2 separate regions of the Homo sapiens genome follow, and region 1 is linked to region 2. A link is a contact called in ENCODE Hi-C or POLR2A ChIA-PET data. All regions are on one chromosome and are shown on one strand. The core of a region is the stretch at or near the end of the contact, and the rest is flanking DNA. Distances in the headings are between cores, read along the strand shown.

Region 1 (5,401 bases), core at 2,060-4,559, 230 kb after region 2:
TTGTAAGCTTATTAAAAATGAATGTGTCTGGAAATAAGGTAAATTTACAAAGGTAAATATGCTCTTTAACTAAAAACAACCCCAAAACCCTGAAGTACTGATACATGCTATAACATGGATGAAGTTTTAAAATTTATGCTGCATGAAAGACAGACACAACAGGCTATATAAATTTCATTTATATGAAACATCCGGAATAAGCAAATCCCCTATTAGTGGTTTCCAGGGTCTGGGTCATGGGAACAATATAGAATGACTGCTTATTGGGTAAAAGATTTCCTTTTGTGGTGATGCAAATGTTCTGGAACTAGATAGTGATGGTTGCACAACATTGCAAATGGACTAAAACCCACTGAATTGTACACTTAAAATGGGTTTTGTTGTGGTTGTTTTAGAGATAGGGTCTTGCTCTGTTGCCCAGACTGGAGTGCACTGCTGGGTCTGGCCCAGCGATGGATGAAAGGAGTACTCAGGTGTAGGTATCCAGTGAAAGAGCGGGCTAGGGGACCAGGCCGCTCACAGACCCCGAGGAGGGTGTCCTAAAGGGTTGTAGCAGCCGCAGCCCTGACAAGCCTGCGCTGCAGGCATTTATTCAGTACAGATTTAATAACAAAGGCCTTGAGTCAACACACTTTGTGGGTAATTAATATGGTCACCACCCCATCCCACCCCCACCCCGCCCCAAAAAGCAATCCTGCGGATTAAAGGCCAGGTCCCGAAGCAAACTAATTTACCTAGATTAATTTCTTTACATCCCCTTGTTATCTAACCTTTGCTCTCAGGCTCTGGATAAGATAATTTGCCTGCCTTCAGCCAAATCCTCTTTCGAAGCTTTTGCAAAACCTCCTGGCCTTCCAAGAAGGCTTGCATCTTTTCCTATAATTTCTCCCACCACCCTGACGAATCTCCCACAGTGCACCGTAACTTTTAACTCTGGGCTCTGAAGTAGCTGAGACTACATGCAAGGGCCGCCATACCTGGCTAGATTTCTACACTAAATTTTAAGTTATGTTAATTTTACCTCAATTAAAAATGAAAAAACAAGGCAGGGAATTCACCAACTTATGTAGGACTCCAAGATTAGTACTTTTGTAAGATATACATTTATTCAACCATCACACAAAATTCTAGTTGGTACCTACTTTGTGTAGAAAGTGCCTAAGGAAGTATAGTGTGCTCTATGTTGAACAGGAAAATACATTTCCTTTAATTTGCAGTCCTGTATTTCACTCTAAACATAAACATACACACACACAATAAGAATAGGCCCACACTTAAAATTTTGTTAAACATACCAAAAATAAGGATAAAAAATGATTAACAAATTAGAAAATATTTTTATTACTAAAACTGAAAAGTCAACTTTTATTGTTTATACAGAAAATTCTGACCAGCCCGGGCAACAGGGTGAAACCCCGTCTCTACTAAAAATACAAAAATTAGCCAGGCATGGTGGCGGTCACCTGTAATGCCACTTAGGAGGCTGAGGCAGGAGAATCGCTTGATCCCAGGAGGTGGAGGTTGCAGTGAGCGGAGATCGCACCACTGCCCTTCAGCCTGGGTGGCAGAGCGAGGCTCCCTCTCAAGAAAAAAAAATTCTTTTTAAAAATCTGCCAGTGCATTATAGAAATTTGTACATCTTTTTCCTACACCATATATCATTGGTCTGTATAAATAACTTGTTCACAATTTTGTATCTTCTGATAAAACGAGTACTTTCCAAGGGTATGTAGTCATAATTCAGGTAATGATTCAAAATGTGTTGAATCTTATGCCCCTGTGCTGTTCTCTCACTCACTCCTATGGTTTTATGCCTCCTACCCTGGATAATTTGTCCTGATCTTTCAGATTAAAGATCATGTTGTTGATGTTCTGGTAGCCTCAGCTGGTCCTTCATACCACATATGAAATTCTTTTAAAATAATCTTCTTAGTTTAGCGTCTGTCTCCCTAGAGATTATATAATTTCCCCAAAGGCATGGACTTGTTCCCATCTTAAGAGCAGGTCCCAGTATCATAGAGGCACACAATGAATCACTTAATAAGAAATGGATGAATGAATATGTTACACACAGAACTTTTTTTATATAAGAAAAGGACCTTACAATTTTTTTTTTTTTTGAGACGGAGTTTCACTCTTGTGGCCCAGGCTGGAGTGCAGTGGCATGATCTCAGCTCACTGCAACCTCTGCCTCCCAGGTTCAAGCGATTCTCCTGCCTCAGCCTCCTGAGCAGCTGGGATTACAGGCATGCGCTACCACGCCCAGCTAATTTTTGTATTTTTAGTAGAGACAGGGTTTCACCATGTTGGCCAGGCTGGTCTCAAACTCCTGACCTCAGGCAATCCACCCACCTTGGCCTCCCAAACTGCTGGGATCATAGGCATAAGCCAATGTGCTCGGCCCTTTTTTCTTTTTTTTGAGACAGAGACTCGCTCTGTTGCCCAAGCTGGAGTGCAGTGGTGTGATCTCAGCTCACTGCAACCTCCACCTCCCAGGTTCAAGCAATTCTCCTGCCTCAGCTTCCCAAGTAGCTGGAATTACAGGTGCCTGCCACCATGTGTGGCTACTTTTTGTATTTTTAGTAGAGACGTGGTTTCACCATGTTGGTCAGGCTGGTCTCGAACTCCTGACCTTAGGTGATCCGCCCGCCTGAAAGTGTTGGGATTACAGGCATGAGCCACCACACTTCACCAGGACCTCACAATTTTTAAAAAAATTGTCTTATTTCTTGTTTGAATGGTGAATGATGACGGAGAAGAGGGTGCATACTACTGAGGAAGGCATGAAGGAACCTGAGGTTCTTGAACTTGAGAGCTTAATTTTCTCCCAGAAACTTGTCAACCCGAATAGCTCCTTTCTCATTCAATTAGAACAGGGTTTACCTCTCCTTTTGTAGTTAGTAGTTTCTCATTTTTGTGTCCTGGGTTCCAAGAGCATTAGTTAAAGCTTTCCTACTTTCATAAGGGTAATGCTGATAAAATAGCCCCAAAGTGTAAACAATCAAAATGTCTTTCAATGTGTAAATGGTTAAACTGGCACATCCAAACCATGGAATACTACCAAGCAATGAAAGGAAACCAAACTGTTGATAAACACAACTTAGGTGGATCTCAAGGGCATCATATGAGTAAAAAAAAAAAAAAAAAAAAAAGGAAAAAAAAGCTGATGTACTCTACAGTTCCACTTATTTAACATTCTCACTATCACACATTACAGAGATGAAAGATTAGTAGTTGCCAGGTATGGTGAAAGAAAGGGGTGGTGTAACTGAAAAGGGTAACACAAGGGAGCTGTCAGGTGTTGGAATAGTTCTGTGTCATGAAGTAGTGGTGTGCACTCGTGCAGGAACCTCCGCATGTGATACAATGGCATAGAACTATCCACATATGTTGTACCAAAGTCAGTTTTCTGATTTTGATATTGTGCTGTAGGTAGGTAAAAAGTAACCACAGGGGGAAACTGGTTGAAGGGCACAAAATACCTCTTTGTTCTATTTTTGCAGCTTCCTGTGAATCTATAATTATCTCAAAATAAAAAGTCAACAGAAATTTTTAAAAATTTTAAAAGGAAGATTGCTAAGTTTCACAGAGGAAAGCCCCAAACCTTGAAAGGTTGGAGCATTTTTCCAGATGCACCCTAGGAGGGTGGATGCACCCAGGAAGGAAGAGCACCCGGAGGAAGGTTGCATGCAGGACCCCACTCCCACCAGAAATTTACACTGGCTCTAACCTCCTTCTAGAATTAATAGCTACCTCAGCTGTTGAGAACAGAAACAATGCTACCTATTGCATATAAGTGTAGATGATAAAGGAACCTTGGTGAGCCAAATCCACAAAGCTCCCCTAAAAAGGCTGGAGCATAGTGGAGAAATGCAGATTTGCCCACAGCCAGCCACTTGGCTGATGACAGTCTCCAGACCTGTAAGCCAAAGTCCTTTCCCCAACACCTTGTGACCCCTTGTAACAAAATCCTGAAATTCTGCCAACAGAGGTTAAAGACAAATTCTTTGGTCATTAACATAAAATGCCACCCATTCAAAATTCTAGAATAGGACTTTTTTTTGAAATGTGGATGAGAGGTACTGCTAAAAAATTTGTAATACCTCTTCCATGCTTTTCACAAAAATGAATTAAAACATTTGAGGGAAAATAAAAAACGGCAATGCTGAAATCCACTACCCTACTATCATAACACTCTGCTTCCAAGGTCCCAGTGGGCATATTGTTACCTCACTGCTATGTCCTGCTGTCATTCAGAGCACAGCCCTCCCAGGACAAGAGCCAGTGTTTATCTGTTTTAAATAGATTTATTGAGACATAATTTACATGCCATAAAATTAACCCATTTCAATGGTTTTTGCTATGTTCACAAAGTTGTGTATCCATCACAACAATCTAATTTTAGACCATTTCCATCATCCCCACAATAAACTTTGTGCCCAGTAGCTGTCAGTCCTTACTCCCCCCTCACCTCACATTTAGGCAACCATACTTCCTGTCCTTATATGGTTACCTATTCTAGATATGTCATATAAATAGAATTATACAGTACATTTTGTTTTGTGTCTGGCTTCTTTCACCAAGCATAATGTTTTTGAGGTTCATTCATGCAGTAAGTCTCAGTATTTCACTTCTTTTTACTGTCAAATAGTATTCTATTGTATAGATATATCACATTTTGTTTATCCATTCACCAACTGATGGACATGTGAGTTGTTTCCACTTTTTTACTTTTGTGAATATTGCTGCTCTGCATATTCACATAAAAATCTTTGTGTGAAAATGTTTTCATTTATATTTGATGGATACCTATGAGTAGAACAGCTGGGTCACACGGTAACTCTTATGTTTAACCTTCTGAGAAACTCTCAAACTATTTTCCAAACTGGCTGCACCATTTTACATTCTTACCAGCAACATGAGGGTTCTAGTTTCTCCACATCCTTGCTGACACTTGTTATTATATCTTTTTTATTACAGCCACTACAGTGAGTATAAAGTGGTATCTCATTGTGGTTTTGATTTGTATATCCTTGGCAACTAAGAACATTAGTCATCTTTTCATGTGCTTATTGGCGATTTACGTATCTTCTTTTTAGAAATATCTATTCAAGTCCTCTGCCCATTAAAACAATTAAGTTGTTAAGAGTTCTTTATATATTCTGGATATAAGTCTCTTAGTGGATATATGATTTATAAATATTTCTCTCATTCTGTGGGTTATCTTTCACTTTCTTGTGGTTTTTGAAATTCAAAAGTCCAATTTATTATTTTTTTTTACCAATGTGCTTTTGTTATCATTTATAAGAAATCATTGCCTAACTTAAGACCACAGATTTACACGCCATGTCTTATTCTAATGTTTACAGTTGTATCTCTTAAATTTAGGTGTGCGATGCAT
Region 2 (5,985 bases), core at 583-3,082:
AATGAATTTTATCCATTCATTCATTGTTGAGCACTTGGATTGGTTGCTTCCATGTTTTAGGTATTGTGAATAATGCTACTATGAACATGGGTGTACAAATATCTCTTTAAGACCCTGCTTTGAGAATATACCCAGAAGTAGGATTTTTGAATCATATAGTGGTTCTATTTTTCATTGTTTGAGAAACCTCCATACCGTTTTCCACAGCAGCTGCACCATTTTCCATTCCCACCAACACTGTACAAAGTTTCCAAGTTCTCCAAATGATCACCAACACTTGTTATTTTCTGTTTTTTGTGTTGTTTTGTTTTGTTTTGTTAGTAGTCATCCCAACAGGTGTGTGGTTTTATCTCATTATCATTTTTATTTGCATTCTTCTTATGATTAGAGGTATTGAACACTTTTCATGTGCTTATTGGCCATCTGTATATCTTCTTTAGTGAAATATCTATTCAAGTCCTTTAGATGTTTTTGCATTGAGTGTTGACTTTTTTGTTGTTGAGTTTTAGGAGTTCTCTATATATTTTGGATATTAATCCCTTATCAGGTATGTAATTTGCAAATATTTTCTCCCACTCTGTAAGTTGTCACTTTACAGTATTTATAGTATCTTTTGATGCACAAAAGTATTTAATGGTCATGAAGTCCAGTTTATTTATTTTTTTAACCTGTGCCTTTGGTGTTATACAAAGGAAATCATTAGCAAATCCAATATCATGAAGTTTTCCCTATGTTTTCTTATAAGAGTTTTATAGTAATAGCTCTTACGTTTAGGTCTTTGATTGATTTTGAGTTAATTTTTGTATATGATGTTAAGTAAGGCTGCAACATTATTCTTTTGCATGTGAATATCCAGTTTCCCCAGCACAGTTTGTTGAAAAGACTGCCCTTTCCCCATTGAATGGTCTTGACACCCTTGTTGAAATCATTCAACCATATATGACAAATCAACCAAAAATGGTTTATTGGGCTCTCTATTTCATTCCATCTGTCTATATGTCTCTCTTTATGCCACTGCCACACAGTTTTGATTAGTGTAGCTCTGTAATAAGTTTTGAAATCAGGGAGCATGTGTCCTCCAACTTTGTTCTTTTTCAAGATTTTCTTGGCTGTGGTATTTTTAGCTTTAATTTCACCATCTGCAAAATGGGGATGATATTTGCACCTGCCTCACTGGATCACGTGTGTGTGTGTGTGTGTGTGTGTGTATTAAATGAGGTAAGATGCGCAAAGCACTTAGCATTTTGCCTGGAATATAGTAAGTTATATATTTAAAATATTTAAAATTTCTATTAACATAAAATGATACAAAAATTCTTTAAGGATTTATTGCCTCTTCCAAACTGTGGAATTCCCACAACTGTGATGTATCTTTTGTGACACGTACATCTCTGAGAAGACTCATTTAGAATCTATTACTAAATACTAGGGTACATGTCAGCTTCCCTGTGTTTACTGGTCCCATCTCAGCATGAACAACTCTAGACTAGGGAAGTCACACCAGTGTTCAAACCAAGCTTTGCCACATCATAACCAAACCCCAGGATGAGACAGTCTCTCTGTGCTTTTGGTTTTTTAATATTTTTTAAATGGGCATAATAATACTTTCTTCAGAGTCTTTTAGGGTGGGGGCAGGTGAGGGTGAGTTTATGTAATGTGTATGGAAAGCCTTAGCTCTGCACCTTGCACAGTCAGCACAAAATAAATTCCTCCTGCCTGCCCATCTCTCCCTGTCCCCTTTCAATTCTGCTTCAGACAGCTTGTTTCATAGCTTTTCTGCATCTCCCATGAAAGAGGCGCATGCCACGGTCTCTGACATGAGAGAATTCACTATCTCTTTAAGGAAACAAGAATAACCTCCTAAAACAGAAGCAAAACAACCCCACATCCTGCCCTTGAGGAAGCGCCACGTCCCTAAGGGTTTGAGGAGTTGACCACTGGTTCAGCAGTCACCAGGCCCTGCTCAGCCAGGCATCTGAAGACCATGGTGTTCTATGTTCTAAAACACGTCCCAAGGGCTCATTTACATATTCATCAGGAAGTAGCAATTGAGGGTCTGCCACCCAGATTTGGACCCACCTGTCCCCCTGTCTCATACGAAGGCAGATCAGCACAAAAATACAATCCAGAATGATGAGTGCAGTGGGGTTAGAGCTGGATCTAACACCAGCCTCCATCTGCTTCTGTTTCCTGAGCTTCTTCAAGGAAAAAAAAAAAAAAAAAAGCTAGAAACACAGAATTTTCTCTCTCTCTCCTTTTTTTTTTTTTTTTTTTTTAGGCATCTGGTCCTGGCTGGAGTGCAGTGGCAAGATCTTGGCTCGCTGCAACCTCCATCTCCTGGGTTCGAGCAATTCTCCTGCCTCAGCCTCCCTAGTAGCAGAGACTACAGGCATGCGCCACTATGTCCAGCTAATTTTTGTATTCTTGCAGAGACAGGGTTTCACCATGTTGGCGAGGCTGGTCTCAAACTCCTGACCTCAAGTGATCCACTCATCTCGGCCTCTCAAAGTGCTGGGATAACAGGCATGAGCCACCACGCCCAGCTGAAACACAGAATTTTCCTAGTGAGTTAGGTCCAAGTGACAGAGCAACCCACAAGTTTTCCAGGTACCGTGTTATTGTGTGGATGCCCCCAGCTTGAGGTGCAGATTGTCTGGGAAAGCCCTGAACCCTCTCCCCTCAGGCACGAGCATGAGGCTACCTGAGGAGGGACCGGAGAGGTGGGTCAGCAGTTCCCTCCTCTCTGCTGCCCAGAAGTTCGACAGGAAAAACAACATCCTAAGGCACCAGCAGTCGTGCAAGAACAAAGCTTCCAGCCCAAGGTTCTTCGCACTTCCTCTTCCCTTGCTCCACCTAAGTCTTCGTCTCTGTGAAGTGATGTGCAGTTGCTGTGCTGGGAAACAAATCTCCTGACTCTGACATAAAAGGACGTGTTTTGTGCCTTGCTTAGTTTCAAAGGTGAAGTCAATAAAACATCGATGATGCTGGCACCATGGACAGGAATAATGCCCCCAGGGCCCCTTCTAATTATTGGCTGTAAAATTTTGTATTCCGCCTTGAAAGAATGTGAACAGTTACTCTGTTAAATTAATGGGAAAACTGTCCAAAGTATGAGATAATTAATAGTTTATCTTCTATAATATTCTATAATACAAGACAATGAGATGATTTAAAAAAAAAAACTTCAAATTTTAAAAAATAACGGCAAATGTCCTCACCATGGAGGTTCATGAACCGGGCGTCCTTGTTCACCTCCACGGCGGTGAGATTCATTATTCCCTGGGACTGTGACACAAGGTCCTCCCAGGACATGCTGGTACCAGAGAGGAAGCCAGGAAAACAGAAAGAGCAGGGAAGAGTTCATTTCGGGAGGAAAAAATACAGCCTGGAAGCATTTATTAAAACCTGGGCTTTATGTTATTCAAAATTTGAGAGGAGAAAAGATATTTACAGACTCTGCAGCAACTATATTTTTCATCAGACACCTCAAAGTATTATTCAGATGTTTCAGATGTACTGAGGTATCAAAATTCTCAAAGATATAATTTTTTTACTCACCAAACATGAAACAATGTCTATTGATCATTCAGAAATTTTGAGGACACACAAGGACTATGGGTTTACAACAAAATATGGAGACTACAACTTATAAATTGCTAGTAAAACACAGTCTCTCTCTCTCTCTCTCACACACACACACACATATGCGCAAACACACAGAACCCACAACCCATGCCAACACCACTGCCCCTTAAAAGATGTTTAATCCATGTTCTTAACCACGTTATACAGTTTCACAAACTTGGTCACAGCTCTGAATAATGGAAATAACTCCAATAACCTTTGGAAGCTTTAGATAATTCTGCAAAACATGGCGGGACTTTAACTCTAGTAAGCGCAGGACAGCTCTGGCTCTGTTCTTTTACTACTTACATGGCAGCTTCCACCCAACCAGGATGCCACACATGGCCCATCCAATCACCCCAGCACACGTGGCGGTGAACTTGGTCTTCCTGACAAAGAGAGGCAGCCAGCTCACAGAGCAGCAGAGTGTGACCCAGTCGGGGACCCAGGGCATGCTCATTCTGCCCTTGGGAAGATGGCCAGGCCCCTTCCTGTATCTCAGCTGCTTCTCTCAGACCCTAGGTTGATGATTCCGCATCTGAGTTGCTGCTTGGGTAAAAAGAGTAGGATTGTGGGGGCATACGGACCACACCATCAGATATGGGCAACAAATATCTTAAAATGAAAAAGCAGTTTGTGACCTCATGGAGTGTGGATTCATTTCTGCATAATGCTTGTGTGTGTGTGTATTATACTCTAGTATATCTGTATATTTAGAATAAATATACAGATCTGTATATTTAGAATAAATTCTGGAGGAATATTACCAAAATGTAATTAATGGTTATGGCTTTGAGGCACAATTTTAGGATGCTTTAAGTTTTTGTTTTACTTTGATATTTAATTTTTTAATGAGCATGCATTAGTTCTGAAGAAAAAATGTTTTTAAAAAATTTTAAAGAGCAAGTATGCAAAATAAGAAGTTCAAACACATCATTTTTACATATGATCAGACGTGGTTTTATTAATGGCAAAGCGAGTTACTAAAAATAAGATTTGCCCAAAGAAGCAGAAATGAGGCCCTGTGTGTTTCCTGCCATCCCATCTTTTACTCCAAAATGAATAAAGGATAGTTCATAGGATCCCAATGTTTAAGGATGCTAATTTTTCTTTAGCTTTGACCTGAAGTTATTTATTTAATGAATGAGAAGAACTAATACATTTAATGTGGAAAATCTGATCACAATTTATACATGATTTTTTGTTTTTGTGAGTTCAACACTGGACTCTCATTTTTCTGTTCTTTTTTCATGTAATATTCCATAAACGGTTGTATTCTACCATGTCATTCAATGTCAGATCATAAGCATTTTCCCACATTGTCACAAAGTCTTCAGAGACATTTTAACAGCTGTGTAATAAACAACTGTGTCTTGGGTGATTTGGCCACTTGCTTATCATTGGCCTTTTAGGTCTTTCATCAGCTATTAGAAATAATCATTTATTCCTCAACTCATTCATCCACAAATCCAACGAATACCTCTTCAGCACTTGCTCTGCCCGAGGCCCTGTGCTAAGCACTGGGGGATCATCCAACACAGTCTCCCTAGCTGAGGACAAATGTTAACCAACCAGCAGCTGCACCGTCGCACACCGAATTGACTGCTTTGACGAAGAAGCAGAGTTTGAGGAGAAGTTAGACCTTGAGAACCTGGCTGTTAGAGGATAAACTGTGTGCATCCTCCCAAACTCATAGGGTGAAGTCCTAACCCCCAGCACCTGACAGTGGAATTGGACTTGTAAGTAGGGTCATGGCAGATTGACTCAGTTAAATGAGGTCATCAGGGCAGGCCCTAATCCAATAAGACTGGTGTCCTTATAAAAGGGGGAAATTTGGACACACACAGAAAGAAAGCCGTGTGGACGTGAAGTTGGCCTTCTAAAAGCCCAGGAGAGTAGCTGGGAATAGATCCTTCCCTCAGAGCCTCAGAAGGAACCACCACTGCTGACACCTTGACCTTGGACTTTCAGCCTCTGGAACTGGGAGAAAACTCGTACCTGTTGTTGGTGCCACCCGGTCTGTGGGGCTTGGTTTTGGCAATCGTAGAATGAGGCTTCTCTGGGGAAGTGACATTAGGCTGTGATCTGGATGATGAGGGGGAGTCACTAGAAGAGAAAAGGGAGTGATGTGTGCCCAAAGGAGGCAAGGGTCTAAGTCATCGAGGGACAGTAGGCACATGAAGGATGTTGGGTATCATTCTATGGTCAATGAGCTGGAAAGTGACTTGATCAGCGTGGCCTTTTGTATTCAGAGTTCAACAAAACATGAAAGAAGTCACTCTTGCTTTTTTGAGAAGAAAAGCACCTAATACAGAGAATTATCTGCTCACAAGTCATTAGATGGGCTGGAGGAGCAGGTCA

What was found. A loop is a pair of places that touch in the nucleus more often than their neighbours do. ChIA-PET counts read pairs that join two places held with the same protein, here RNA polymerase II (POLR2A). Pooled maps may share reads with other maps.
Region 1: a pooled map shows a loop between it and region 2 (2.0-fold over the local background). The contact joins two enhancer-like sites. A Hi-C loop is called at or near these places in 3 of 50 pooled maps. POLR2A ChIA-PET finds 5 or more read pairs at or near these places in 3 of 52 experiments (MCF 10A, PC-9 and activated T-cell).

What each region holds. Positions count from the first base shown.
Region 1 is chr13:27,223,827-27,229,227 of GRCh38, forward strand. No RefSeq gene overlaps it. Among named protein-coding and RNA genes, the nearest start is that of LINC00412, 11 kb to the right of the region's middle. Within about 2 kb of position 3,310, at least 2 of the 41 ENCODE cell types and tissues checked have a DNase peak (open chromatin) inside an H3K27ac peak, as active enhancers do.
Region 2 is chr13:26,995,664-27,001,648 of GRCh38, forward strand. No RefSeq gene overlaps it. Among named protein-coding and RNA genes, the nearest start is that of USP12-AS1, 130 kb to the right of the region's middle. RefSeq lists an enhancer at 1,673-1,942. Within about 2 kb of position 1,833, at least 4 of the 41 ENCODE cell types and tissues checked have a DNase peak (open chromatin) inside an H3K27ac peak, as active enhancers do.